Linked DNA regions of Mus musculus: region 1 is linked to region 2. The links are chromatin loops, found by intact Hi-C in ENCODE. Cell type or tissue: heart. All regions are shown on one strand. Each heading gives the region's core, and the rest is flanking DNA. Links, peaks and the distances in the headings are about the cores only.

Region 1 (15,944 bases), core at 4,537-12,536, 370 kb before region 2:
TCTGAGCACTCGGGATGGCTGGTGAGCCTTGTGGTTTCTTCTGGATGGAACTGCCCTTGCTGGCTCATATGTGGTGTCTGCCAAGTGAACTGGACTGCAGCTGCTGATTCGTGTTTGGTGTTTGCTGGTGGACTGGACTGAAAACAACAAAGACTGGAATCGCCCCAAAGAGCCATTTCTAAAGGTCCACTTCCACCCGTATCCTAATAACCTTTCTTTCCAACTACCTCTAGTGGATGGTGGGCTGGAGGAGAGGCTAAACTCTAACTAAAGTAGGCTGTGAAAAATCTATGCCTATAGGATATGCTACTTCAAAACCTAGTGACCTGTTTCATACTTAAATTTATATACCTGGGTATATGTGTATGTTTAAATATGAGGAAATTCTATCTGTCTGCTCTATTTCTTTCTAGAAAATACCAATTTATCCAACTTTCCCAAACAAACTAATTGTACAGAAGAAATAAAACACAGTACATCAATCAGGAGAGCTATCTCATCTTTTAATGCAAAAACCCAGCATTTTAGTGGAGATAGAGGCCAATAAAAGACATATTTATAAAATTTTATAGAAGTTAGACTACATTTGAGCATATGCAAGAGAAGAAACTGGGAGAGTTTCCTCTAGTCATATAAAGGATTGTGCCTGTGTTTCTATTCATATTATTTCAGCCTACTTTTAGAAATATCAAACCCTATTTTAGTTTAAGCCAGTTGATTAACAATTTATAATGTCTACCTTGTAAGTTTTTAACTTTATGATGAGGAAACAAAGAGATTAATACATTTTGACTGTCCATTTCTAACAAGCACTTGAGAAAAGCTGGGTTAGAAGTAACGAGGCAGGAGGTGAAGCAGCTACAGGTGATGGGATGCTGCCAGTTCTGATTCAGAAGCAGAGTGAAGCAAGTGAAGCACAGTGAAGCACAGTGAAGCACAGTGAAGCACAGTGAAGCAAGTGCAGACAGTGCGGACAGTGCGGAAACAGGACTCAGTGCGCTGAAGCACTGCTCAGGTTTTCCCTTTCAGATTGGTTTTGAATTTTGTGTAACATTTTTTAAAAGTTGTTTTTTTTTTTTTTTAAATTTCCAAAATGTGTGACAAGAAAAACTGAGAAATTATAAAATATAATCAAAGGACTAACATGGCATAACCAAACCAATAGCAAAAAGCTGGGACCTAATTTAAAAGAAAAAAGGATGGACAAACACCTAAGTATCTGGCAATCACAGATGGCAGCAAGGATCTGAATCTGCTGTGAAGGAGGCAGCACAGTGGACAAAGCCTCTGGAAACCAGCAAGGCAGTGAGTGAGGCACATACCCTGGGACCATCAGCTCCACGCCCAGGTTTACTCCCGCTAAGTGAGTATATAAAGGCACCAGAAGACGTATAAGAATGTTTACAGTAGCACTGTTCAAAAAAATACTAAACTAGAAAAACAAAAAACCAAAAAAAAAAAAAAAAAAAAGAGAAACCACTTTCCCTGCCCTGCCAAATGTAATTTTCAATAAAGTTTTTTGGTTTTGGGTTTTTTTTTGTTTGTTTGTTTGTTTTAAAAGTACCCTTAAAGGGGGGGGGGATTCAAACTATATTAGAACATACTTTATCAAAAGATGTTATAAAAGGAGAAAGATAATGACAAAGAATCAGAGACATGACAGAAAGCAAAGCAAATAACCAAGGGATTTTTTTGAGAAGACTTAAGAACAAGTTAAAATTACAAGATTAATGGCTCCAAGACAGTAATCCTGAAAGCCAGTAACAGTCTGTTCTGAGCACTGAGAAGGTAACAGTTTGACTGGTGAGTAACAGAGATTTCCAACCAGCCAGGGGTGGTGGCACAGCCTACAACCTCAGCACTCTGCAGGAGCTACACTCTGAGCCTCTGCTTCCATTATACAAAAGAGCAGGAGGAGGAGGCGGCTTCCTGAGTAGTCTCCATAGGCCCCGAGCAGTGACTCAATTATAAACATGCAGGTTGGGAAGGGTATTTAGAGGCAGGAGACTTAACAGAGCTTAGCCAGTGTTCACTGTAGGAATCCAACAGCTATGTCACAACGAAACCTCAAGTACAGCACAAGCGTAAAAGCACAAGAGTAAGACATGTGAAGAGACACCTTCTTAAAGGTGAGAGGATCTGTGTGAGAACAAGAACCAGTTCTGATGAGGACCATGACCAGAAATGTACATTTCCCTATGCCTTTAAATATCAGTTTAAAATTTACACTACTTATACATGTTAACTTTGATCAAAAGAAAGTAAAATTAAAAAGACAGCTTAGGCATATAGTGCTTACCCAGCAAACATGACACACTAGGTTCAAGATCTAGTATTACACAAAAGCAAAAACAAAATCCAATAGCATTCGTCCCAGAAGCAATCCACTTATGAATCTGTCTGTTAAAGGGTAATGCATTAAATGAGAATAAAAAGGTGGGTAGAGGAGCTACAGTTTAACCTGAACACAGCTGAGATTCTAAAAAGTAACAATTAGATAGCTTTGTTTTTCCTGTAGGGAGAAAGAACCTTTAAAAAGATTACATGGGATGGAGGCATGGCTCAGCTGTTAAGAGCTGCTCTTGTTGCTCGTACAGAGAGCACCCAGGTTGGGTTCCTGGGACCCATATGGTGGTTCTCAACCACCTTTAACTCAAGGTGCATCTTCTCCTCCATGGGCATCAGGTATGCTTATGGTCCATATACATATACACAGGCAAAACTCTGTTACACATAAATTTAAAAACCTAAAAACATCTAATACCCATATAAAATCACAGCTGAATATATATGTATAACAGAGCAAACATGGCTAAGAAAATAACTAATGAAAAGGCCTTTTTACCTTATAGAAGTTTCCGTATGACTTCCGGATATTGATCCACTTCTTAGCGAAGGCCGGGTGTTTGAGTCTGCTGAGCCGGCACTGGATGCTCAGGAACTTACTCATATCCCAGGAGCTTAGAGAGAGAAAAGGGTGCGAAGTGAGTGCTATACTATGACAACAAAGAACACTTTAAACTGTTGTTTTCCTTACATCAACTTTCTCACACTCACAGAAAATACCAAGCTTAAAAAAGTAACCTCCATTCCTAGAAAATACTATTAAGCTTTTAAAAGGGGGGAAAAAGCAGTATTTTCTTCGCAAACTCTTCTTACTAAGCTCATCTTGATAGCTTTTGTGGTTCTGATTCTTGGCCAAACTTCTACCTTTCTGAGTTTTTCTGTGTAACTGGTAGGCTCACATGTTATAACAAATTTATCATTTTAGTTAAGTTCTTTACTAACTCAAACCCTTATATTTTATGGGTTAAATATAACCTGGCCTGCTGTTTATTTCTCCACTGCTTACTGGTTAATGTCAGTGCTACAAAGCACAGTACACACTCCTTAATCCTGGCACTTCGAAGGCTGTAGCACAGACCAGTCAGAGCTATGTCACATAGTGAGATCTTGTCTCCAAAAAAGGCCAATCAGGTTGAGTGTACCACATAGAAGCTGAGTTCATTTGAATGTGGCCTTTCTTGGGCAAAGTCAAACCAGCAGCAATTAGAACCTTCAGTGGGAAATTTTACAATCCCTCAACTCAGTTACTATAAAATCAAACATATATATTATAAATAAAATACTATAAATGCCCTAGGATCCTACCGCTTCTGTGTACTTTTAACAGCCTGAACTGAAACACCCATCACCACTAACTCTGAGCAGATAACCTGAGCTGCCTTATTTTATTTCTGGAGGCATCAACCACTATTTTTGCTACTGTTCTAATAAAAACAAAAATATCATACAAATTTTGAATGATTCATGCCAGAATTTAGTATTTTAAAAAATTGCCCTGCTTTGTAAAATGATAGAAATGACAGTCAATGTTAGCAGGAACACGGCTCATGTTTAAAATCATTAAGATTTCTAAACATGACATCCAGATTTCTAAAAGCAATGATAATATGTAAGTTCCATGTGCAGCTCCTGTCATCCGAGGGAGCAGCATCCTAACAGGGAGGAGCTCACTACCCTGCACAACAGAGCCAGAGCAGAAGGCTCCTGCCTTTTTCCTTTACCTTAGTGCTGCTGAGGTAGTGACCTGCTACGGTGTCTACAATGTCTGTAATCCTTCTGTCAACCCTTCCGATTTTCCTATGTAGACTTTCATTTCTCTCTCCCTCCCTCCCTCTCTCTCTCTTCAGGGAGGAGGCACAAGTAGAGTTTTGAGACAGGGTCTCAAACTATAGCCCAGGCTTGCCTAATTTAATTCACGATGTGGGCTGACCTTGAATCCCTGAATCCTCCAGCCTCCAACTCCCAAGTGGGCGACTACAGGTGAACACCCCAACACCCAGCTCTCATTTCTCTTTTCATTTAACAGGTAACTGGACTTGGAAGACTACAGGGCGAAAAAAGCAAATGCTCTGAAAGGACTTCCAACATCCTACAAAAAGAGCACACATCAGACGGTCAGCATGGCATACATCCCGACGGCTGTAAGGTGTGGAAGGAGCACTGAGCTGTGGTAAGTAAGGGTAGAACCAGGTGGTAAGGCAGAGAATCTCCCAGAAGGGAGAAAACATGAATTGGGCAGAGATCGGGCAAACCCTTAGTGAGTGGGCAGCCTGAAGAATGGTGGGTGAGGCAGATTTGTGTGGACTGTGTGGTGCTAGGACACCGAGCCGTAGGCCTGTGAACAAGTGAATGTCAGGATGGACAGAGGGACACAGACAAGCTGTTTCAGCAGTACATGGGAATATGTACCATCCTGAGAACTCAATGTGAGATGAAAAAATACTTTCTGTAGAGTGACTCCTGGGGACTTTAATAAGTAAAGGTCCATGGACATTCGAATAGTTACATGAATTAAGAGCCTCTTTTAGTTAAAAGGAATTTGCAAGTATTTTCTTACTTACCCATCTGTTAGTATACAGTACTTGTACTTAGTTCCCAACTCCTTTGACTTCATCCACTCAATCACTTTTTTCAGGACCTGAGGGAAAGCATCGGCTCTGTCTACCTGATCCTGAGGACACAAAAGGAGAAAGAGGTTGGCGTAGTTACTGCTTGTAGCCTGCAGCACAGGCACACATCAACTGGAGGGAAGTCAAGCGCATGTGAACCGTTACACTTTCTGCGATTTCCATGACTAAGACCTACTTACCACCCAAATGCTCACCCAAGACAGGAAGAAATCATTTTATACCCAAGAAGTAGGGACTGCTTTCAAATGAGTGTACAATTCTCCCAAAATTAAGATTTAAGATTGTCCTGGTTTTGTCAACTTCACACAGGTGGCCTAGAGTCGCCTGGGAGGAGTGAATCTCAAGGGAAGAACTGCCTGGATCAGACCAGCCTGTGGGCAGCATCTGGACTGCTGAAGCAGAGGGCCAAACCCACTGTGGGCAGCCCCACCCCTGGGCAGGTGGCTAGAGGTCTGCTGAGTAAGAAAGCCTGCGGAGCTGGACCCAGAGAGCAAGCCTGCTGAGTGAGGCACTCAGCAATCCCTCCAGTATCCGCTTCCATCTCATCCCTGATTTCCATCAATGATGAACTCAAAAGTCCTTTCCTTCCAAACTGCTTTTGGTTGTGGTATTTTTTTTACAGCTATAGAAAGCAAACTAGAACAAAAACCAACCCTAGTGGCTCTTTATGATTAACTGATCCTTTAGACAACGGGCAAATATCCCATCTAACCTATGGCCCCTAAGAATTCTCCATGTCAAAGCTCACCTTCTCCACACTACAGTATACTACAGTATGTGTAGCACACTGTACCACACTGCCATAGGGCCAGACTTTGTAAAACATCAGTTTGATGTATTGCAGGTCTCTTACACTTGCTTCCAAAATCATAGAACCTTTTATGATTTGCTTGCCTCTGCCCAGCTCAAACACCATCTCAAGAGCCCAAGGACCTGAGCCATCCTGAACTACACTGAGCTCTGCCACAACACACCTAAAATGCCCAAGCCTTCCTTTCTGCCCATTCACTTATGATCAGTCTAAGTTCAACAACATAAAGACGCTTCTCATTGCAGCCCTCCCTTCCAACACAGATATAAGTCCTCTGTATAGATGCCTTCACAACCTAATAAAATACTAACTTGTCATTCTTCCTATCCAAACCGTGACCACTGGTTTATTCTGTCTGATCCTGACAGATAGGCAACTGAAGCAGAAACTGACCATACTTGACATTCACATAAAGTGGGAGGCAGTGAACAAACTAATGAAAGAACCAAATAAATTAACAAAGCCCACACATTGAAACTTAAACAAAATCCAAGGATGGACTAACAAAGGCGTGTAGTCAAGACTGTAACAGACCCGTTCTAAGCCTATCTCAGTGACACTTACCTCACTAACGCTCTCTTTACAACAGAAATCTTGACTGCTTCTTCACAACTCTGAGGGGAGGGTGAGTGTAGAGCTGACTTTTTGGCTTTAACTTTTGGTTCTGAGGTGAATCTGCCAGTGATGCGCAGGCCTGGTCTCAGATATCTGTGCTCAAGAGACCCTCTAGCCTAGAATTGCAGCCCCTACGCCCTTAACCTGTGAGACTACAGCATTTACCAGCTCTAAGGCTTTTTGTTAAAAATTTTTCTTTTATCATTATTATATTACTGTAACATAATTTACTGTTTTTTTTAATTCTTTTTAAAATTTGTATGTATGAATAACCTGCTTTCATATGTACTATGTGCATATTTAGTGCCTATGGAGGGCAGAAAAGGGCATTGGATCCTGGGTCTGGATTGTGAGCCACCACATGGGTGCTGGGAATCAAACCCACACATTCTCTGGAAGAAGAGCCAGTGATCTTAACCACTGAACCATCTCTTTTTGCTGTTGTTATTTTAATTACAGTATGAAAGACTTTTACAAAATAAGGAAAACAGCACATTAAATTGTTTATAATAATATTTTTTAAACTATCTACAAAGGAAACCACTGATTTAAAATTTTCAAATTCAAAATAACCACAATCAACAGAAATGAAAAGAGAATACTCACCTGAGTGATTCCAGTAAGACCGATGCAGAACTCTGAAAGCTGATCATTGACTTCTGGCCTCACATACTGCTGAAACGTATCTTCCTGCAAGGGAGGACATAAAGGCATGTGTTTCACCTGACTACAGTACATGACATGCACACTCAACAAATCCAGCCACAGATGAATTGCACCCATTCCAGACGGATTATTTCAGAGTTCCTAAGGAGACTCTCCTGGATCCCCAAGAACAATCCCTCTGAAATTTAAATATAAAGACACAACATATTTGGGGTTTTAAAGACATCAAGTTAGCAGGTGTCTGAAAGCGCACCTTCAAACCACAGCTAAGGTAAATATTTTCTTTGCCTATAAAATACTTGTCACCTTGTTTGCCTGCTGACACAGCTGGTACTTTACAATAGTGGGTTGTAAAAACAATACATCCTTCAGAAGAAATAAGGCCTCAATTGTAGGAAATCAGCTCTTGTTCGTTACATTAAAGCATTCAATGAAACTAAACACCGAGAGTCAAACCTTGCCATGTGACTACAGCAACTTATAAGACACTAATTGTAGCAATTCTCAAGTTTTCACATTGGTGTCCAAGTTCTATGCTCCCAACTCTGAGAACTTTAGCAGGCTTTGAGAAAGCTTCTTTTTCCTCCTGCTGGACACTACTTCCTCAAACTACTGGGTTATTTTTTGAAAATTAAGACCAATTTCAAAACCTGAAGATTTAAAGATGGCAACTGTTAATCTCAACTATATACAAATAAAAAGAATAATTTTTTTTTATAGAAAAAAGTTTTAAAAAATTGATTCTCCTTCCTGTGTGTATGTACGTGCATATAAATACACATAAGCACAAAGCCTATGGCAGCCAGCAGAGGGCATCGATCTCCTAGATCTCTTGGAGCTGCAACTACAGTAAGCTGTGAGGCTACTGATGAGCGTCCTGGAAACCAAACAGCAGTACGCACTCTACCTGCTGAGCCATCTCTCCAGTCCCCCAAGGTTTAAACGTTAAGAATGGCAAAGGTACATACTTTCTCAGAACAAATTGTTTTTTAAAACAAATTGTATGTGTGTGTATATTTATTTTATATGTATGCCTGCTCTGTCTGCATGTATGTCACCCAGAAGAGGGTGTTGTATTCTCTGAAACTGGTTTCAAACAGTTGACGGCTATCATGCAGATGTACGAAGAGAACCTGGATTTTTTTTTTTGAAGAACAGCTAGTGTTCTTAACCACTGAGAAATCTCACCAGGAGTAAGAACAAATTCTTATTACACACTGATCTTACAACAATCTGTTAAGCAGATGTTTAATGAGAACTGTAAAAGTAAAAAGCAGCAAAGAACATTTTAATTTCAAAAGTTAAATACATGCTTTTCATTTATTAGGTTTTTTTTCAACAAGAATTTTAGTTAATTGGAATGTTATAAATATACAGAGTCTATAAAAGTCCTTGTGAGTGATCAGTATGTTGTTTATAATTATTATTTGGGGAGTATGTTTTGTTTGAGGCAAAGGTCTCACTATGTAGACCAGGTTAGCTTTACTTGACTCTGGCCCCAGTGCTGGGATCAAGGGAGGATGCTCTCACACACCACTTCTAATTTATGAAATTTTCAAACATCTTAAATTTATTTGTATACATACACATGTGTGATTACAAGGCACAAATGTAAAGGTCAGAGGTCAAGTGGGGAGTTGTCCTTTCTCTTCTACCATGCTCATTCTAGTCCTCAGGCTAGGCACAAGAACCCCTTGAGCAATTTTGCCAGTTCCATGGTTTATAACTTTAAGTAAAAACTTTTCAAAGATGGAATTCCCTTTGGCATTACAACCAAGTACTACTAAATACACTGTCACAAAGATGTAAAGTTTCCCAGAGCCTGCTTGGTGGTGCCCACCTTTAATCCCAGCATGTAGGAGACAGAGACAAGGGGTAGGGGTGGCAAATCACTTTCAATGAGCATATTACAGAGACCTATTTACTCATGGATCAAATACTATTAAAAAAAAAAAAAAAAAGAGTGGCCCAAGGAAGAAGGATCACAGACAACGGCTCTGCGGTGGCGTTCATACGTTACCCTATTAAACGAGATAATTAGGTGGGCTTTACTTGAAGGTGAACTCTAACGTACTGGAGGGTTTCTGGGGGGATGGCGTATGTGGATAAGAAGCTGGAAAATGGTGGGCATTTTTGAGAAAACAGAATCAAGTTGGTATAGCTGGAATAGATTGAATTGAATAAAAAATAAACAAATACATAAAAACAGGAGGCAACCCGAGGTAAAAGGAGGCTAGATTAATACACGAAATACATTTTTTTGTTGTTAATTTAAAGTTAAATCAGAAGTCATGGCAAAATTTTGAAGGGGTTCTTTGGGCCACTGTGCTGAAGCTGGCTGGTATCAAGGATAGAAAAACAGAATAACTAGATAAAGAATTACACAGAACCTTACAGCCTACCTAGGCTCGAATAGGCAGGCAACAGTAACAATGGGCGATCCTACCTCAATGAAGTAGGAGAAAACCAACTCACCAAAGCTGTCCTCTGACCTTCACACAAGGGAGCATGTGAGTGCACGCACACACACACACACGCACGCACACACCACTTTATAAACTTTAAAAAAGAGAGCAGAGCTTAAACTTAATTGAAATAAGTATAAGAGAACACAAGAAGAAAACAAAGACAGAAGTATATGTAACTTATTTAAAGAGTTTCTCCAAAAAGAAGAAGGTAGCTGGCAATATCAGGGAATGAGGATTTCTTGTGGTGCGACAGGATGTAATGAGAATACATCTGAAAGCAGTGTGTCCTAATGCCTCAACGAAGGAAGAAAAATGCTAAATCAGTGTCCTGAACTGAGAGAAGAAATAAAATCTAAGGATTTGTGGTGGTTTGAATGTTTAGCCCAGGGAACAGTGCTATTAGGATGTGCAGCCGTGTTGGAGAAAATGTGTCACTGTGGGGGTGGGCTTTGACACCCCCCTCCTAGCCATGTGGGAGACAGTCCTGTTTGCCTTCAGAACAAGATGTAGACCTCTCAGCTCCTCCAGCACCATGTCTGCCTGGATGCTGCCATGCTTCCTGCCTTGATAGTAATGGACTGAACCTCTGAACCTGTTAAGCCAGCCCCAATGAAATGTTGTCCTTATAAGAGTTGCCTTGGTCCTGATGTCTCTTCTCAGCAGCAAACCCTGAGACAACCCAAGGCATCTCCCTTCATTGCTGCCATTTTTCTTTTTAACTTGACTAATAATCTGTTTTGGGAAAGGCTGGATTATGCCGGGGAGAACATAGCTGAGAGGTTTTGAGCAGAAAAACTACACATTACCACGACAGGCCTTTCTGTTCTTGGTGAATAGACTGATGAGGCACTGTGACATCTCCTCACTCAGAGTCTATAATACAGAAGGCATTATTTTGAGGGATTCATTCTAGGAAGTCCTGAATTAAAAACGTAGTGCCGATAATTACTTGGGGGTACTTACGTGCAGCTTGAGAAGGCAGGCCTAGATGTTTCCCCTATGCCATCAGCAGTTACCTCTACAAACAGTCCTGTGCCCTCACTGTACATCAAAACCATCTAAGGAGCTTTAAGGAAGTATGTTGATGCCAAGAGCCCTCACAGAACTAGATTCTTAGCATCATGCACCAGGGTAGGTTTCCAGTTCCTTTGTCACTTCCCTGAGTAGATTGGTATCTACTCAGGTATTCTAAGTAACAGAAAAAGCACAATTTTAGCTCATGGACAAGAAGAAAAACAGTTCCTAGAACTGCTGTTTCACTGTGGTTTTTCTATTAATCATGCTGATATGGAACTCACAGCAATATGCAAAAGTGTCCTTTTGAAATTCTATTTCCAGCTAAGATGGCAAACAAGAGCTCCTGGCTCACTAATGAACACTAGAATAGTTGCCACTAAAACTGAGATGAAGATGCAACAATTCACTCACGATTTCTAAGGTGTGTGTATTCAACAGGACAACAGGAAACTCAATGATTTCATGTAGGAACTCAGCTGGGTTCCCCTCTTCACAAGTAGCCTCAAAGTCAATGATACAAATGTAGTCATAGTAACTGTCCCCAGCGGAGCTCTCTTTCAGCATCAACTTCTGCTTCTTGTAATAGTTTTTCAGTCTCTTCTTTAGAACATCCTTGACTCCTCTAGAAACACAAGATTAAGTAAATGTTACAGTCAAGAATCACAACTCCAACCTGCTGGCTCTAGCTTGCACTTGCAGCCACAGCAAAACTAACAAATGCTATCTAAAACAAATACAAGAAAAGAACGAAAACCTCAACACTAAGTTAGCAAAGAGCTAATGAAAACACAATGATTAATATAACAAAAATTTCCTTTATAATTGAAAGGTGTCTTCTTCATTATATCTAGTAATTCAAGCCATAACCTTGAACCTGCACATAACACTGCCCTGTATGTTAAGACATACATGATATAAAAACTGAAGCTAACAGGACAAGCTGTAATGTTGAGTAAGGGAAGTCAGGTAAATTGAACACACTGTACTCTTTCTTTTGGCATTCATGGTTTAGACAACTAAACAAAAACTTTTGAGGGTATGAAAGTATTATGCCCTCAAGTTGAATGTCTTAAGCTACTTCAAAAGTAACTGAGGATATACCACCCCAGAGCATTCTTTGAGAGAACAGTAAGATAGTGAGAGTCTGAGTAAACCTAGGTTGCTGGATTTCTTGATCACATCACCAATTAGTGACTTAAAACTTACATGTTTTAAGTCTATTGTTTTCCTTTCTAAACGACCTCTGAAGCACAAGAAAACGATAATCTACGAAAACGATAATCAACCAATGCCTGTTTTAAACATTTTTGTGATTTTTCTTTTTTTGAGACAGGGTCTTGCTATGTAGCTCCGGCTGTCCTGGAACGATGTAGACCAGGCTGGGTTTGCACTCAGAGATCACCTGCTTCTGCAGCCTCTTGAGTGCTGGGGTTAAAGGTGCGTGCCATCATGCCCAGTGCTTTAATGTTTTCTTCTCACAATATCAACCTAGGAAAGTCCCTCAACCCTTTTCACTTTAAGATGCTGAGTCACCTATGAGCTGTGACTACTTTAAGTTACTTTCTGTTCATTTCTTTTCTCTCACCTTATTTATCTATTGTTTCTCTGAGGAAATGGCACTGTGAACCTGATGGTGGCACAAACACTGACCTAGCTGCCCAGGGTCAAACCCTCTCTCTAACATCTGCCCTGCTCCTTTGTATCCTAGCAGTGTTTACCAGCTCTACCTGAACACTACTGTGAATCAGGTTGTCCCAATGTCTCTACTATAGCTTCTTAGTGTTGTGGACTACAGCAGAGGCCACGCTTATCACAGCCCGCAGCACACTGCTTCACCTCACGGAAGAACTGAGCACTAAACCTGGCAGTGGTGGCGCACACCTTTGATCCCAGCACTTGGGAGGCAGAGGTAGGAGGACCTGATTTCTGTGAGTTCAAGACCAGCCTGGTCAACAGAGTGTGTTCCAATACAGCCAGGACTAGACAGAGAAACCCTGGCTCAAAAACAGCCAAACCAACCAACCAACCAAACCAAAACACCAAAAACAAAAACCAAACAAAAACCAAACAAAAACAAAAAGAATTGAGCACTAATTCAAGTTCCCGTGAAAGGCATCTTCAGTGGTTCCCTTCAGTTACAAGGTAATGTGGACTTCAGCACAGAATTCCCTCACTGTGCCTCACCTTACCATCTCAGGCTCACTGAAACACTCCTCCCCACAGCATGCTGCTACACTGGAAGCTATGACTGTATGGCTCTGTGTGCCGTAATCTGAATTTGCAACACACTTTCAAATCCTTTTAAGTTTGATTATACAATAAAGACAAGAGGCCAGCAGAGTCTTGCCCAACACCCGCAAGGGCCCACACGGGACTCCCCACGGGATCCTAAGACCTCTGGTGAGTGGAACACAGCGCCTGCCCCAATCCAATCGCGTGGAACCTGAGACTGCGGTACATAGGGAAGCAGGCTACCCGGGCTTGATCTGGGGCACAAGCCCCTTCAGCTCCACTCGAGCCCCGGGCTACCTTGCCAGCGGAGTCACCTGACACCCGCAAGGGCCCACACAGGATTCCACACGAGATCCTAAGACCTCTAGTGAGTGGAACACAACTTCTGCCAGGAGTCTCGTTCGAACACCAGATATCTGGGTACCTGCCCTGCAAGAAGAGAGCTTGCCTGCAGAGAATACTCTGCCCACTGAAACTAAGGAGAGTGCTACCCTCCAGGTCTGCTTATAGAGGCTAACAGAGTCACCTGAAGAACAAGCTCTTAACAGTGACAACTAAAACAGCTAGCTTCAGAGATTACCAGATGGCAAAAGGCAAACGTAAGAATCCTACTAACAGAAATCAAGACCACTCACCATCATCAGAATGCAGCACTCCCACCCCACCTAGTCCTGGGCACCCCAACACAACCGAAAATCTAGACACAGATTTAAAAACATTTCTCATGATGATGATAGAGGACATCAAGAAGGACTTTCATAAGTCATTTAAAGAATTACAGGAGAGCACTGCTAAAGAGTTACAGGCCCTTAAAGAAAAGCAGGAAAACACAGCCAAACAGGTAGAAATCATTAAAGAAAAACAGGAAAACACATCCAAACAGGTGATGGAAATGAACAAAACCATACTAGAACTAAAAGGGGAAGTAGACACAATAAAGAAAACCCAAAGCGAGGCAACGCTGGAGATAGAAACCCTAGGAAAGAGATCTGGAACCATAGATGCGAGCATCAGCAACAGAATACAAGAAATGGAAGAGAGAATCTCAGGTGCAGAAGATTCCATAGAGAACATCGACACAACAGTCAAAGAAAATACAAAATGCAAAAGGATCCTAACTCAAAACATCCAGGTAATCCAGGACACAATGAGAAGACCAAACCTACGGATAATAGGAATTGATGAGAATGAAGATTTTCAACCTAAAGGGCCAGCTAATATCTTCAACAAAATAATAGAAGAAAACTTCCCAAACATAAAAAAAGAGATGCCCATGATCATACAAGAAGCCTACAGAACTCCAAATAGACTGGACCAGAAAAGAAATTCCTCCCGACACATAATAATCAGAACAACAAATGCACTAAATAAAGATAGAATATTAAAAGCAGTAAGGGAGAAAGGTCAAGTAACATATAAAGGAAGGCCTATCAGAATTACACCAGACTTTTCACCAGAGACTATGAAAGCCAGAAGAGCCTGGACAGATGTTATACAGACACTAAGAGAACACAAATGCCAGCCCAGGCTAATATACCCGGCCAAACTCTCAATTACCATAGATGGAGAAACCAAAGTATTCCACGACAAATCCAAATTCACACAATATCTTTCCATGAATCCAGCCCTTCAAAGGATAATAACAGAAAAGAAGCAATACAAGGACGGAAATCACGCCCTAGAACAAGCAAGAAAGTAATCCCTCAACAAACCAAAAAGAAGACAGCCACAAGAACAGAATGCCAACTCTAACAACAAAAAAATAAAAGGAAGCAACAATTACTTTTCCTTAATATCTCTTAATATCAATGGACTCAATTCCCCAATAAAAAGACATAGACTAACAGACTGGCTACACAAACAGGACCCAACATTCTGCTGCTTACAGGAAACCCATCTCAGGGAAAAAGACAGACACTACCTCAGAGTGAAAGGCTGGAAAACAATTTTCCAAGCAAATGGACTGAAGAAACAAGCTGGAGTAGCCATTTTAATATCGGATAAAATCGACTTCCAACCCAAAGTTATCAAAAAAGACAAGGAGGGACACTTCATACTCATCAAAGGTAAAATCCTCCAAGAGGAACTCTCCATTCTGAATATCTACGCACCAAATGCAAGGGCAGCCACATTCATTAGAGACACTTTAGTAAAGCTCAAAGCATACATTGCACCTCACACAATAATAGTGGGAGACTTCAACACACCACTTTCTTCAATGGACAGATCGTGGAAACAGAAACTAAACAGGGACACAGTGAAACTAACAGAAGTTATGAAACAAATGGACCTGACAGATATCTACAGAACATTTTATCCTAAAACAAAAGGATATACCTTCTTCTCAGCACCTCACGGGACCTTCTCCAAAATTGACCATATAATTGGTCACAAAACAGGCCTCAATAGATACAAAAATATTGAAATTGTCCCATGTATCCTATCAGACCACCATGGCCTAAGACTGATCTTCAATAACAACATAAATAATGGAAAGCCAACATTCACGTGGAAACTGAATAACACTCTTCTCAATGATACCTTGGTCAAGGAAGGAATAAAGAAAGAAATTAAAGACTTTTTAGAGTTTAATGAAAATGAAGCCACAACGTACCCAAACCTATGGGACACAATGAAAGCATTTCTAAGAGGGAAACTCATAGCTCTGAGTGCCTCCAAGAAGAAACGGGAGACAGCACATACTAGCAGCTTGACAACACATCTAAAAGCCCTAGAAAAAAAGGAAGCAAATTCACCCAAGAGGAGTAGACGGCAGGAAATAATCAAACTCAGGGGTGAAATCAACCAAGTGGAAACAAGAAGAACTATTCAAAGAATTAACCAAACGAGGAGTTGGTTCTTTGAGAAAATCAACAAGATAGATAAACCCTTAGCTAGACTCACTAAAGGGCATAGGGACAAAATCCTAATTAACAAAATCAGAAATGAAAAGGGAGACATAACAACAGATCCTGAAGAAATCCAAAACACCATCAGATCCTTCTACAAAAGGCTATACTCAACAAAACTGGAAAACCTGGACGAAATGGACAAATTTCTGGACAGATACCAGGTACCAAAGTTGAATCAGGATCAAGTTGACCATCTAAACAGTCCCATATCACCTAAAGAAATAGAAGCAGTTATTAATAGTCTCCC
Region 2 (15,944 bases), core at 4,435-12,434:
GTGAGGGTGGGACTGGATGGAAAGGAGGGAGGGGGCCTGTGATTCGGATGTAAAGTCAATTAAAAAATATAAATTGTTGAAAAAATATATTAGCCTCAAATAACTACAATTTCAGTTGACTTTTTAAAGTCCTTTAAAAAATATTAATTTTATGTATATATGTGTGTGCCTGAGTGTATGTATTTGCATCGCATGTGTGTCACGCCAGCAGAGACCAGAAAAGGACATTGGATCACCTATAACTAGAGTTACAGGCGGTTGTGAAACTCTGTGTGGGTGCTGGGAGCCAGTGGTCTCAACAGCGGACTCATCTCTGCAGTTCCTCCATCATTTTTGAGAAGTTCTCTAATGTGAAAACAAGAGTTTCTGTAACCATCAGTCATGTGGCTTAGATGCACAAGTCTTCTCTATCATGTTCTAAGTGTGACTTCCAACTGCTTTTATAACAAGCCAATCAGCACCCAAACATGACACTTGGAGGCGGGTCCTATTCCAAAGTGAACCTGTGAGTTTCTTTTCCTTTAGATGGAAGGAAAGACCCCCTCCTTGTTTTTAGAACTGGCTCCCATCTCTGAAACAATGTATCCTTCAGCTTCCTTGTGGTATATCTAGAGTATCACTTGTTAGAATGTGACCCATAGTCAAGTGTTCTTATCATTTGAATAACTAGAGAACTTTTTTTAGGATTTTAAAATTCCAGCGCATCATCTAGCGATTTTTTTCCCCTAGTAGATGCTTAGTGAGGTAAATGTATCAAGTATTGTTTTAGTTTTGTCTAGCCACAGGATAGAGACTGTTCTTTCAGTAGCATTAAGGAAATCAAGTCATTCTCTAGACACCTGAAACAGGTGCTCTTTGTGGAAATAGGTATCGTTTTCTCTCTTCTTAAAAGCTATGGGCAGAACTTCCAGTGGAGGAAGGGGGACACCAATCCACCCACAAAAACCTTTGATCCAAAATTTGTCCTGCCTACAAGATATGCAGGGATAAAGATGGAGCAGAGATTGAGGGAACAGCCAACCAGTGATTGGCCTAAGTTGAAACCCATCCCATGGACAAGAACCAATCCCTGACACTATTAATGATACTCTGTTAGGCTTGCAGGCAGGAGCTTAGCATCACTGGCCTCTGAGAAGCTCCATCCAGCAGTATATAGAAACAGATGCAGAGACCCACAGACAAACATTAGGGGGAGACATGTAGAATAGTTGGTAGGGGAGGGATTGAAGGAGCTGGAGGGGAGGAAGATACCACAAAGAAAACCTACAGATTTGACTAACCTGGGCCGTGAGAACTTCTAAGGACTAAACCACCAACTAAAGAATATGCATGGGCTGGAGATATGCCCCCTACATATATGTAGCAGATGTGCAGCTTGGTCTTCATGTGGGTCCCCTAACAATTGGAGTGGGGGGCTGTCTCTGCCTGCTGCCTGCTTTTGGGGATTCCTTTCTCAGGGCTGTACTGCCTTGTCTGGTCTCAGTGGGAGAGGATGCTCGAAGTCTTGCTGACACTTGATGTGCCAGGGCAGGTTGGTACCCGTGGGGGCTACCCCTTCTCTGAGGAGACGAAGGTGGGGTATCGAGGGAAAGGGTATGTGAGGTGGGGTTGCAATTGAGATGTAGAGTGAAAAAAATAAACAAACATAGATAAATAAATGAAAATATTTTCAAGAAAAGAAAAAGCCTGATGGTAGAACTTCAGTGCCTATGTGAAAGTGAGAAAATGTCAGGCCCAGACCTTTAAAAGACAAAGACATCGAAGGTCAGCTCACCTCCTCCTGTGGGGTGCCATTATTCTCTCTTTGATGACCTATTTTCTTATTTGTTTAGTTTTCTCTTGCTTATGTCCCTTTATAAATAGGGGATTTTGTTTTTCAGAGGTTTTTTGTTTTTTGAGTAGCACAGTCTGCTGTCTAGACAGACACATCCGCGTGCTGCAGCCTTTGTGCTGAGGACTGTGGGGGAGCATGCCTAGCCAGAGCTTCTGTCCTGGAAGTGAGGGAGCAGAGGACACCCTAAGGTCCTTGGCAGATGGATGAGTAGTCCCCAGGCAGGTCAAGAACAACAGGGAACAGACTATGGAGGAGAATTCTTGAAGATTGTTACGTGTGTTCAGGCTGTACCAGTGCACTAAAGTGTATGGGTGTGGGGGATATTTAAACACAGAGAAACTTGTGTTTGTGTGTGTATGTGTGTGAGTGTGTTTGTATATGTGTGAGTATGTGTGTATGTGTATATGTGAGTGTGTGTATGTGAGTGTGTGTATGTATGTGAGTGTGTGTGTGTGAGTATGTGTGTATATGAGTGTGTGTATGTATGTGAGTGTGTGTGTGTATGTGTGTGTATGTGAGTGTATATGTGTGTGTGTGTGTGTGTGTGTGTGTGTGTGTAAGAGCTTTTGCAGTCTCTTTCCAACTGTTAGGATGCATTTCTTAACTTACAATCTGGTTTCACCTTCACAAAGGTACATAAGCAAGAGCAAACAAAACAAATAAGAAAAAGGGTGATCAAAGTGTGTGCATGTATGTATATGTGTGTGGACATGTGTATGTGTTTCATCATTAAAATTGATCTAAGAAAGCTAGAGCTGGTTCAGAAACAACCCCAGTGTTGTGCTTAACTGGGAATATGGTCTTCATTTTCAGACCTGTGTAGCTACTTTTTAAAGTATATTTTTAAGATTTTTAGTGTGTGTATGTGTGTGTGTGTGTGTGTATTGTATGTATGTATGTATGTATGTATGTATGTATGTATGTATGTATGTATGTATGTACAGGTGCCCATGGAGACCAGAAGAGGTTGTCAGGTCCCCTGTAGTTGGAGTTAAGGTCTCACATGCATGCTGGGCACGGAACCCAGGAAAAGTATCAAATACTCTTAATTGCCGAGCCATCCTCCAAGCTGGAACAGAGCAGTTTCAAAGCAGGGTAACATCATGTTAGGCCTGTCATAACTTATCAGCGTGATGGAGAGGAAGGGAGAAAGGAGGGCTGCTTGGCGAGGTACTGTAACTGGGGGATGGCAAGCGTTAGATGTGAACATTGGACAGACAGATAGACAGACAGGCTTTGAGAGGAGCAAAGGTGGCACGTTGAATATGATGGGTATGATGGAACAAGTGGAAAAGCCGGGATTCTGTCAAGATGGAGGATAGTGGTTCTGTGGGGGCAGGCGGATGGGGAGGGGCAGGCGGAAGAGGAGGGGCAGGCAGAAGGGAGGGGCAGGCTGGGCTGTGCCCGTGAATGCATTTGACTCTGGTAGTTCATGGACTTTAGGAAGGATCATCCCGTAGTGACACTGAGATGGAGGAGGCTAGGTCTGAAGCCCTTCCTTGGTTGCTCTGGGACTTGTTAGCTTGGCCAGCTTTGTCGGACTCAATTCACCTGTTTAAAAACTTTCCTCAGTTTGCAACTCGGTTTTGGTATCACACAATCACTGATAAAATTTCACCCTTCCGCCTTTCCCCGTCCCCTTATTTTTTTAATTTTTTTTTTTTTTTTTTTTTTTTTGCTGAATATGCTCTTCTAGTATATAAAGTAAAAGAGAACAAAATGTCAGGTCAATCACTTGAAAATAAAAAGAAGCGTCTGTCCACCTGATGTCACCCCCAAAATCTTCAGAAAATGAGGTTAGCCACAGCTCCATGATCGTAGCTTGACATGAAAACATACCGGGCATATGAGCAAATACCAGCATAGAAATAAAAATGTCCTGGGAAACTTCCTCCCTGATGACTAAGCTTCGAGGTGCAGGAAGCAAGGGGCTAGGCAGGCTGTTGGGGGAAAGAGATTAGTGATCTCACCCAATGCTGGACCTTGCTGTGTTCAACGTTAACCTTCCAGGCAACATTCACCCACTGATGGGCAATAGTGGTACAAATGTTATGGCATAGCTGATTGGATTTGAGGAAATTTTATGTTTGGTACTATAGTTCAGAAGAGGTCAGTCCAGGACCTTTGGAAAATTCCACCAGACACCTCCCCTCCTGGAAGAGAAAGGTTATGGAGCACTTAGGCACCCCTCCCCTCCAGAAAGGAGAGGCCGATTACATTCCTCAGACCACAGGGGAGGACCAACCATCAGCCACCTTCGAGTGGTGGAAGCCCCCAGAGCACGTAGACACATTCCGAAGGGCTAACCGGCCATTGGTCACCAACAGACAATGGAAGTCCTTGCTACTTCATTCCCTAAGGACCAATCAGTTTAAAAGTCACATTGTTCTACCAATCACATTGTGCCTAGTGGATGTTGCTCTATTCTACCCCTGAAAACTGTATAAAAACTCACTGAATGGGCCACCAAGAGGTGGAGGCCTTGCCTTCAGGTGTAGGACAACCCCAGTGCACTGGGTCAATAAATTCCTCTTGCTTTTGCAGTAATCCCCAGCTTTGAGTTGTTCACTCGGTGGAGGGGAGAGTGGCAGCAGTCACAAGTAAGCTAAGGCTCGCCAGAGTCTTACAGTCCTGGTCAAAAGCCAAGGTTGGGCAGGTCATAGGCTGTAGAATAGAATAGATAAATTATACTGTCAAATTCTAACCATTTATGTTCATACCCAGAGACCCGGGCTGCTCTCATTCTTGGTCAGAGGCGCTTCTCTTTGCTATGGGCAGCAGTCAACGCACAGATGTGTAACTGGTCAAAAACTGAAGATAAGAGGCTGAGTCCTCAGCCCTAATGGGATATCTGTACCCACCTCACCATCATCGAGTCTCAGAGAACACAGTGTAAGAGGAGGTAGAGGGAACATAAGAGCCAGACAGTGGGAATAGGTGCTGTGAACATCTGCTATTTCAGGCACAAACTCCTAACAGCTGTGCAAAACTTCTGCATGATCAAGCCAACTGAACTTCTGAGGCAGACGATCTCCTGGCCTTACCCCTGGTGGAGGAGCTACTGGCAGTGGACAGTTGCTGCCAGTGGGAGACTCACTCTTTTCTCTTTTTCTGGAGCATGGTCATGGGTAGGTTTCCCATGATGCACTGGGTGGCACTCATTCACACATGAGCAGTACAAACTTGACCTAGTAGGTAAACAACAAAAGAAAAAAACCATCAAGTTAGGAGGGAGTGTGATAGTGGGAGGCATGGGAGAAGAAAATGAGGGGTAGATGTGATCAGATCTAGAGTAAACACTCTGAAATTCTCAGGGAGAAAGAAAAAAGATGTAAAAACTTTAAGAAATAGAAGTAGAAATGCCAGGGTTCCTGCCTTTTTCTATTGCTGCACCTACCTGGGGCACACTAATAGTCCTGTTATGAACATGTGTTGAGTGAACTACACCTAACTTATTGAAGAGATTTCTCAACTCCACCTCGACTCCTCCTTTCATGTAATGGAACCACTGTTGTAAGAAAATACTCGAGTCAGTTTTGATTTCCAAACTTGTTCCACATTGCTGAAAGAGTTTGGTGACTCACAAACATTCTGGCTTTGACCACAGCCAAATTGCTATTTGGTAAAAGGAAGCCTCATGGTGACCGCTTCCAGCCAGAAACCTGGTTCTCACTGGAACAGCTTCTTAAATGATCCTGCCATCTTTCTTTGTGCGGTGGTCAGTCTTACTGTGACAGTCGGAGTGCTTTTCTCTATTTGGGTAGGCTTAAGTAGAAAGAATGCAGAGGCTTGCTCTTCTGCATGAAGCAAAAACATAGTTGGTACCTTAGAATGTTGAGTTAATATTTTCAATCCTGTCTTCATTATTTTTCCATAAGGAACTTTCAAGACTCCAGCTTGACAACGGCAAGGACCTGACAAGGGTTCCTTTCCGTTTTAAGATCCCACCAGACAAATGAGTCATCGGGACGGGAACCTACTATAAAGTCATTCATCTGAGCTGCATGGGACAACCCACTTTGACCAAGTTGGATTAGAGTTTATTATTCAGTATTTTGTTTTATGTCGTGATAAATACCTTCTTAAAGTCACATGTGTTATTCTGAGCAGAGTTTCAGAATTCAGAGATTCAGAGGTATAAATATTTGATTGAATTTGAACTGTACTGTTTATGATAAGTTAAAATGAGCTATTTTGTTTTGTATATAACAATCACACACACACACACACACACACACACACACACACACACACACGCACGCACGCACGCACGCACGCACGCACCAGCAGTAACTACGATCTGGGCATCCTTGCACGCAGCACACTCAGCCCACATCTGCCCTTCTCTTCTGCCAGGATGTGCCATGTGACTTCTTCCTGTGCTCTCCTTGCTTGGCAGAAGCTCATATCTTGAGGACAGCAGGAGCCGGGCCATTTGGTAGAACCAGCTCTACCTGTATCACCATCAGCCAACACACCTTCAGGCTGAGCAAGACAAAGTCAAAACAAACGAGCAAGCAAGCAAACAAACACCTCTGTGGAGCTTGGTGAGTGGAGATCTGCTGTGTAGGCTTAAATTTCTTTCTTTCTTTCTTTCTTTCTTTCTTTCTTTCTTTCTTTCTTTCTTTCTTTCTTTCTTTCTTTCTTTCTTTCTTCCTTCCTTCCTTCCTTCCTTCCTTCCTTCCTTCCTTCCTTCCTTCCTTCCTTTCTTTAAGTAAAAAACCTACTTTATTTTGGGTTCTTAAACACTTCAACCTCCCTTCTAACCCACCAATCAGAGGTTGGGGAAAAAGAAGGTTAATAGAAAAATGGTGTTGTGGACCTGCTTACAAGGAGTTCCTTGGAGTGGTTCCGCTCTTATTGTCAGGATACCAACAGTCCGGTCCAATAGCAAACATCATAACACCAACCAGTAGCAGCCGCACCATCCAGCAGAAACAGCAAGGCTCCGCCGAATGGGCACAAGTCAGCGGAAGCGGACCGTTCTGGCTGGAATACCACAAGAACTTCTTTGGCGCATTTCTGTCTATAAAGTAAAGAGCAACGAAGACCAGTGAAGACCAGCGAGGCGTTGTATGGCGTAGCAATACGAGAGCACCCTCCTATTGTTTGTGGGGTTCCATTTATATTCTTTCTAAACATCAACCGCCCTCTCAAGTGTCTATTTTCAGCAAAAAAAAAAAAAAAAAACATTACATGCCCTCTCACAAGACGGCGTCAGGAAAACATCACATGACACAACTGGGTTGTTAAAGAAACCAGAAATTTCCACTTCACTGCTGTCTCTGCAAGGACCAGTGCAGGCAGCTAGGTTTTAAGGGAGCAAAGGGCCAACTTGGTTTTTTTTTCCCCAATATTTTGCTCTAATTTTCTCTAGGATGAGCTTTCTCTGCCTGTGGATGCGTTTCCACGGCTTTCCCTACACATCTTTAGGTACCAGCAGCAACTCCTTAGATTTCTCCTGCTCCTGACTAGGGAGCAGGCGTCATGGCGTCTAGTGGACTTCCTTTTTAGTCACTCGCCCTGGCTATGAGCTCCCTTCCTCTATGTTTGCTCTCCTTTGGGGTTCACGGGGAGAGGGAAGAAGAATGGAAGATCTCAAAAAAGTTTCAGACTGACGTCCCTCCTTACGTCTTGCCCGCTTCTGTGTGCCAAGGGACAAATGTTGATTTTTTTGTCCTAGAGCGCCCTCTTGTGGCTCCACAGGGCACAACCTTCTGCGACCCCATTGATGCTCGCTCGGAAGCTGCTGCAAGTGTTCCTTTCCGCAGAGGCACTTCTAGAGGGGCTTCATTTCCTGCAGCCCAGGTCAAGGACAGTTTCCTTCTGTTGGGCGCGCTTCTGACTCATAGGAACCAGAGCTTCTGTGAAGCCTCTACTACCTTACGCTAGCCCTCTCCTTTCCACCCCTTGCCTTTTCCGTTGCTTAAAGCTCAGCAAAGCTTTTTTTTTTTTTTTTTTTGCTGTGGCTATGGGTGGGATAATAGTCTCTTGACTATTTTCCAAACGGCAGGTGGATTCATTTTCTCACTCGGTCTTCCACGTCTCTTTTCTGTATCTAGTCAGAAGTAGGTGAGTGGTAGAGGGAGACTTTTTTGTTCTTGTTATTTGTTTATTTTTACCTAGTCCCAGTGAGGAGAATTACTTAAAATCTCTACGGTTTCAAAGGACGCCAGGCCCCCCTACCATCCTGTTTAGTGATCCCTTGGCCTTCCCTTCTGAACTTGGGGGGGAATGATGGGTAATAGGCTTATGATGGGGGGGGTGGTATTGAGAATCACTGCTAGTTTTGCAGAAACGGCTAACAGCCTGATCTACACATAGAGGTATTCACACCACCGACCGTCAGTTTGAGACCCTTGGATTAAACTCTATGTTTAAATGCTCGGGGGGGGGGGGTTCAGTGTTAGCCCCCTTTTACAAAAGATCAAACTTAAGACTCAGAAAGGTTAAGCAGCCCACCCAGGTTTTGTATGACGAAGGCATGGTGAATGTGAACTTATTTACTGTCTTCCAATATCCCACCAAAACCGTTATTTCTTAAAGACTCAGAGGGAAGAGGGAGGAGGAGGGAGGCGGGAGGACGGAGGAGAGAGGGAGGATTATGACTTAAGCTCTCAGTTCAGAATTTGATGGAAAGGGAAACCTGGCTTTAAAGTCAGCTTCACAAACACACCAGGTCTGATCTCTTTTGGGATCCAAATTGAGCTGAAGGTTCTGTTATTAAAACAACAACAACAAACAAATAAACAACAACAAAATCCCTCAAACAAACAACCAAGATGTCATGGAGTTTGGGTGAGTGTTTGTAGGTCTCTAGAGTTCCGAACAAAGGCTGATACCTGGTGGTTTCCAAAGCCCCTTTCCCCTTTACTGTGGACTAATAGGGCCAGGGAGGGAGGTGGAAATCAGTTACATTGTAACACTTGTGGGATGGAGGTAGAAATCAGTTACATTGTAACACTTGTGGGATGGAGGTAGAAATCAGTTACATTGTAACACTTGTGGGATGGAGGTGGAAATCAGTTACATTGTAACACTTGTATAAAAGGATGGACTCGGCTATTGTGAGGCTCAACTCCTTTCTCTTTGCTGTGTGTGATGTTGGTGTTTAGAGTTTGTTTTCCACTGATACTTGTGGTGGTTACCTCAGGCTGACGCCAGCAGAGCACACTCACCCGGTGACTTGACACCACCAGCACCTGTCCCCTCACAGTCAGAGAGGTCAGAGGTTCTCACTGCAAAGCTTCTTGCAGAACTGGCAAGTGGCCCCAGCCACTCTTCAATGTCCACATGTACAGATCATGAATTTGACTCTCAAGTGGAAGTCTCTTGCATCTCTCATTTTAGATGTGTGTTGATAATGCAATTGATTTCCACCTTCTTTGCTAGTCCTGTTACTCTACCCAGAGAAGGAAAAGGACTTTGGAAACTGTGTATCCTGAGCTCTTGTTCTGAACCTGAAAGCTAGAGACCCACAAGCACTCATCTAGACTCCACCTGGCTGGTGTTGTTTTCTATATAAAAGAAAAGGTTCGTCTCAAAGGCTCTGCAAACCTCTGCTGCAAACCTCTCCACTGGTTAGTCACGTCCCCATAGAGCACACAGGACCCTTCTTACCTAGGAGCCAGCCCAGGAGAATTTGGTAGCTACAGTCTATGGAAACTCTAGTGCAGGTAGCTTATGGCATGGTGAACTTTCCCAATAATGGATTAGGTTTATTATCAAAAGTTAAAACTGGTTAGTTCATTATCTATATGATATTTTATATAATTCTAAAGAAAATTTGCATTTATATTATTTAGATATATAGTATTTGTATACTAGTTATATATAAGGTGTACTAATTATACATAATGTTTTTCAGAAGAGCATTCTGAAACCTTTCAGGAAGTTTTTGTTAGCTGAAATTCTAAGTCAATTTCAAATAAATGAAAGTGCTGTTACCTTTAGTGTGTGCTGCGACTTGACTGTTTGCTAAGAACATTCAAGGACAATGTCCATAGTAAACAGGTGATTGTTGGTGCCCTTGTAGCTTTGCCTGAGTCTCTGGGATTATTCCCACAATTCTCCAATGCATTGGGATAACCTTTCTTACATTGTGTGAAGGTGTTTCTCTGTATTTTCAATTGTTATTTCTGTACCGGCAGAGAACTAAGTGCTGGCAGGATTCTCGTATAGTCATTTCTATGGTCCAGAGCTGGGTTTTCTGTTTTGTGAATATTTGCCCTTCTTCACCTGGCTCAAAGCAATCTAGAAATTGCATGAGGATGTCTCAGTACTGATTGGTTGTAATGAAGATCTGACAGCCAAGAGCTGGCCAGGAAGTAGGGAGTGTAACTTCCAGGCAGAGAGAATGAATCAGGGGAAGAAGGCTGAAGAGAAGGATGGGAGAATGAACACAGAAAGGAACAGAAGCGGACTGCAGAAGAGAGAAAGGTATAGAGCTAACCACATGGCAAGTGATGGGCAAGATATACATATATATACATATATATACATATATATACATATATATACATATATATATGTATATATATGTATATATATGTGTGTATGTATATGTGTGTGTGTGTGGTGTGTGTGTGATATACCATATATATATATCAATCATATACCATATATATCATATACCATATATATTTATAATATAAAAGGCTTGAGCTTTGAAGTATTAGAAGCTTCCATGCCATTATTTATACTGCTGGTGGGTTAGAGAAAATCCTGCTATACCCAAGGGAACGCCTTCCCATGCCAACAGGAAGCCTAGGCAGGTTGTGTTTCCCACTAACACACCTCTGACACCATCTCTGACATAGAAAAATAATGTTAATAAATATATTAGTCTCAGTAAAATAATCATTAAATTTATTTGTCACATGGCTAAAGATAAGGTTTGACTTTAAAAATCATAGACAATGCCCACCTTGCCAAGTCTTAGGGTCTTGAGTGGTACCAAGGTGTCCAGGTTTAAGTGAGATGGTAGCTATGGGAGCCGCACCCCCTCTGAGAACTTAGAGATGTTCTGGTCATTTCCAAGCAAGAGTAGAGTGGTAGAGCTAGGAGCAATGCTGTCATTGGAAATCAGATTCAGAGTCACCGAAGCAGGCACTGAGCCGTATTTGAAAGGTGACAAGACCTTGCTGGGTTTAACAGAAGACTCTAAGTCATGTAACAGTAAACATAAATCCAGTTATACAGCTAGGCATCTTGGTGTTGTTCATTTTGCCAACAGGAAGACAAAAACACTTAGCCTTCCTTGCGTTTGTCTTTTAACAGAAGGTAGTAAATGAAAAGCTCTAGTGGAAATAATATGCTCAACAGACTAACAAGTGCCGCGCGCGGTGTTGCGGTCGTGAGAGAGGAGATGACACGGCGGTGTTCAGTGCCATCTGCAGAACCCCACCTTTGACCCCGAGTTCCATGTTAATTACGCGACTTCTCCTCCATGCAAGCCTTTTGCAGAGTGGCCCTCGTGCCTACATCCTCACCCACTCATGTCTCTCCTTGCTGCCTCAATTAGCTGTCTTGTGTCCCACAGAAAACAATGACTTCCTTATCTTTTACATCCTATGACTGATTGCCTGTCTTGGGAACACAATTTGGCACCACTGTCTTCCTCCTTGTTCATGAAAGTCTAGGCTCGGTGGTTATCCTGGGCTTTTGACAAAGTGCTTCCTTCTCCACCAGTGCCTAAGCTCTCCTGTTTGGCTACACCAAGAGTTTCCTCCTTGGAATTGTTGGACTCTGGGTCCTTCCCATCATTTAGGGGCTCCCCCCAATGTGCTTGGCAAAAGGAGTTGCCACTTCATCCCAACAATCTTTCATTGTCCCACAGGAGCTAGAGCCCTGTGACACTGTCTATCTCTTACATGTAAATAGCTTGCCCCTGTAGAAGGAACATCTTGTGAGGACAGAGACTTAGTGATCCTCACTGGGCCATTTAGATTTTATCAGCTTGACACAAACTGAGTCACCCGGGGGAAATGGAAATTTCAGTTGAGGAATGGCCAGTAGGCAAGCCTGTGGGGTCATTAATGATTGACAAGAGAGGGCTCAGTTCACCGATGGCAGGTGCTACCCCTGGGTTTCTTTTTGTTTGTTTGTTTGTTTTGTTTTGTTTTTTGAAACATGGTTTTCCTGTGTAGCTCTGGCTGTCCTGGAATCCACTTTATAGACCAGGCTGGCCCCGAACTCAGAAATCCACCTACCTCTGCCTCCCAAGTGCTGGGATTAAAGACTTGTGCCACCACTGCCCAGCCCCCTAGGTTTCTCAAGGGCAGGTGATTCTGGTTAAGAGCACTGGCTGCTCTTCCCAAGGACCTGGGTTCAACTCACGTGGCAGCTCGAAACTGTCTGATAGCTCTAGCTCCAGGGAATTCAACATACATGCAGGCAAAACATCAATGCACAGAAAATAAAAATAAATAATGATAGAAAAAGAAAAAAAGAAAAAGAAAGAGAAAGAGAAAGAGAAAAAGAAGAAGAAGAAAAGAAAAAGAAAGAGAAAAAAAGAAAAAGAAAAGGAAAAGGAAAAGGAAAAGGAAAAGGAAAAGGAAAAGGAAAAGGAAAAAGAAAAGAAGCGGAACAAGCCACGGAGATCAGGAGAGTCAGCACTGTTCCTCTATGGTCTGTGCCTCAGTTTTCAGTTCCTGCCTCCAAGTTGGCTTCCTGCCTTGGCTTTCCTTCCTGCTGGAGGGCAGCCTGTGAGCCAGCTAAACCCTATCTTCTCCAAGATGATTTGGTCATTGCCAGTGCAGAAATTTGGGGATGTATTCAATAAACACATGTGGAGTAAAAAAAAAAAATTAAATTGTTGACAATCAGCTTTTAACTTACTTGTTCTCCCCCCTTCTCCCCGCTTCTCTCCTCCCTCACTTCTACCCCCTTCTCCCTCCCTTCTCCGTGTCTGTGTGGATCCGTTTCAGTAGGTCTTGTATGTGAAGCTGTTTGTTGTGGTCTAAGTATTTTAGGTTCAATGCTTTGGGTTAAAAATACTTTGAAAAGTCAGCTCCGGTATTTTGGAAAAGTGGAATATAGCAGGGGAGGTAGGCACATGAATACATTTTCGACATTATGATAAGATGTATCTAATATAGTATTTATTGTTTTAAGAATTTGTGAGTACGGCACTTGCGATACTAGATACATCTATATGTTGTGTATCTTTACACGAGCCTTTTGTTATCCTTAGCATAAACTATACTTTTAAACAGTAACTCCATTCGACCCTGCCCCCTTATCTCTGCTGGTCTTCCTTCTACTCTCTGTATTTATGAATGTGTATCAAAGGACTTCATGTGCATCAAAACCCACAATATTTGTCTTTCTGTGACTGGTTTATTTTTGCTTACAATGACATCTTCAAGAATGTCCCACACTGTAATATGTTTCAATTTCCTTTCCTTTTTCTAGGCAGAATTATATGTTATCACAGACATCGAGTTTTTCTATCCATTTACCTAGAGATACGTACTTGAGTCTCTCTCTCTCTCTCTCACAGTAAATGACGGTACTTCTTATGGCTTGAATATGGAACGCCATTCACAGGCTCCTGTGTTGAAAATACTTGGTCTCCAGCTCGTGGCATCGTTTTGGGAAGTTGTAGAACTTTTAAGGATTAGGTCAACCTGGGTCCTTGAGGTTGGTCTTCATGGGTTATACCCAGAGTCCACTTTGAGCTGGGGCACTCTGTCTCTTAGTCAACACTTCAAGAAACTTCCAGAGCAGACTCCCATCACTTAGCCTGGCCATGCCAGCTGCATGCCTCCCCTCTCACCATAGACCCTCCGAATTATGGGCTATAGTAAGTCTCTGTTCTTTTACGTTGCTTCTGCAAGGTGCTTGGCCACAGTGATGTGAAAGTAATTAACGCAGTACCCAAATGTGTGTGCACGCACATCAACCTGAGGCCTTTTGTTTCCAGTCCTTTTGATTTCTGCAGAAGCACAGAGTTGCTGGACCATAAGGAAATCTTGTATTCAGCTTTTTTGAGGAGCCAAACCGTTTCTCACAGCAGCTACACCAGTTCAGAACCTGGCCATAATATTAGAATCTTCAGTAGCGCCTCTGAATTCATTGTGTTTCCTTACGTCTGTCTCACATGCATGTATCCACCCAGCCCCTTGAGCTGGGTATTCTAATATTATATTGTGCTAGCTAGTTTTACATCAATATAACACAAACTTGAGTTATTATCAGGATAGTAATGAAAATCATGTGCTTCTATGGATAACATTTTAGGTTCTGGACCAAGGTACACTGAAGTTATCTTCCCTTAAGGGAGGAGTTTCCCCCACGCACCCCACGTTTTAAGAGAGGTGATGTTTGCGATTTTGCTTCTGTCGTGCTGGAAATGATCCCCTGGCATGGGTCAAAGACCATGACAGCATGGCCTCATTAAATGTCAGCAAATCCTGATGTGTCTTTCTTGGTGTACGGTCTCTGCTTACAATTTTCTATGGGCTGCAGATCTCAGAGCGGTGAGAAGGGAATGAAGGCCACATTTCACAGTGATTTTACAGAGCCACGGAGCTATGCAACATGATACTCAGCTTACATATGTGTTCAACAAACAAGAATATTACCATCATTATTTGGGATCAAGGGACATACAAAATGCCTGGCAGAGAGTAGACCAGGTAACATGGAGAGGATGAGCCTGCGCCTGCTAACTCATGGCCCAGATTTCCCAACCAAGCTTAAGGAATGGAAAAGGGCTGAAGCTCCTATAAGCTGGAGCTCTGCAGTGTGGTTCCTGCCTGGTCTTTCTGGCTCTATCTCCTGAACTGAAGCAGTACTTCATTACTTTGAATGCCCAGATAGCTTTGTGTGACTTGACTTTCTTTGTTTGTTTGCTGTTTGGTATCCACCCATGCTGGCTAATTTTATTTCAACTCGACACAGTCAAGAGTCCTCTGAGAATGGAGGGAACCCCAGTTGAGGAAATGCTGTATGATCACGCTGCACCTCATTTTCTTAATTAGTTAGTGTGGGGGAGGGGAGGGCCCATTCCATTGTGGGTAAGATCATCACTAGGCTGGATGTCCTGGGTTTTATAAAAAAGCAGGCTGAGAAACCCATAGAGAGAAAGCTAATAAGCAGCACCCTTCCATGGCCTCTGCATTCAGGTTCCTGCCCTGCTTGACGGCCTTCTCCGACTTCCTTTTGTGATAGACCATGAGAGTTCAAGTGTAAGACAGATAAACCCTTTGCCCTACAACTTGCTTTTGGTCACAGTGTGTGTCATCACAGCAATAGCAACCGGAAGGCAGAAGTTGGGATCAGCATAGTGGGATAATGTGAGACACCTGGCCATGTTGCTTAGGGGGGGATTGTGGAAGGATTTTTGAAACTTTGGGCTAGAGAAGCCCAGAGTATTGAGATCTCCGTGGGATGTTCTATAGGATCTTGGAAGATAAGAGTGTTGAAAGCAGTGCAGATGATGGAGGCCTGGCTTGTGACGTTTCAGAGGGAAGCAAAGATTCTACCAGGCCTTATGTGTTAAGAATCTGTGGTTCTGGTCAGATGAAGCTGAAGAATTCTCTGTGATTAACAAAAGACCAAAACCACTAAAGACAAACCTTTACTTTGCTGGGACAGTGGATGCTGGTAGGCTGGGGCCAAAGAATCAGCCATGATTAGGAAGAGGCCAGCATCGTTGAGGTGAAATCTGGGAAGTGTGTCCTTAGAGTCATCACATGCCAGCTGTATTCAGAGGCAGCCAAGGTTCTGCCTTGTACTGACAGCCAAGTTTGGGCATGGATGAGAGTCACCCCGGTGGTACTGGGTAGTCATGAGGGGGCCACAGAGAACAGGTGAGGCTTGCTTGGCACTGAGTCCAGGAGAGGCCATTGGTGAAAGTGCAGCCTCAGTGGCAGGCGAAAGCCTAGGAATGAAGAGACCATGAAGAAAAGTTGAAGCGTTGCAACATTAAGAAAGTCCAGGAGAGGCTGTTGGTTGCAGTAGAAGACCCCAGCATTTTGGAGATGCCAGTATCATGGGATGACCACCAAGAAGAGCAGCCATGGGTCCTGGCCAAGCTTACAAGATAAGCCATGTGTGCTACAGAGGGCAGAGCTGAAGAAGTGACCCAAGGCCCTGGGAGAAG

What was found. Peaks named below come from ENCODE experiments on the same cell type or tissue, not always from the same donor. Only the 100,000 strongest peaks of a DNase experiment are listed, where the experiment ranks them.
Region 1: a loop joins it to region 2, with 14 times the contacts of the local background. A loop is called at or near these places in 5 of 42 quality-filtered maps.

Annotation. Positions count from the first base shown.
Region 1 is chr8:35,471,552-35,487,495 of GRCm38, forward strand. It overlaps Eri1 (exoribonuclease 1), which reads right to left. Exons shown (of 7, transcript NM_026067.3): 3 at 10,965-11,175; 4 at 7,009-7,092; 5 at 4,908-5,017; 6 at 2,846-2,960. Among named protein-coding and RNA genes, the nearest start is that of Gm51568, 16 kb to the right of the region's middle. In heart, for the core only: a CTCF peak has its summit at 7,870 (motif pointing right); no DNase peak of the experiment used is centred there.
Region 2 is chr8:35,843,064-35,859,007 of GRCm38, forward strand. No RefSeq gene overlaps it. Among named protein-coding and RNA genes, the nearest start is that of Cldn23, 24 kb to the left of the region's middle. In heart, for the core only: a CTCF peak has its summit at 7,540 (motif pointing left); a DNase peak (open chromatin) is centred at 7,488; H3K4me3 peaks cover 626 bases; H3K27ac peaks cover 241 bases; H3K27me3 peaks cover 378 bases.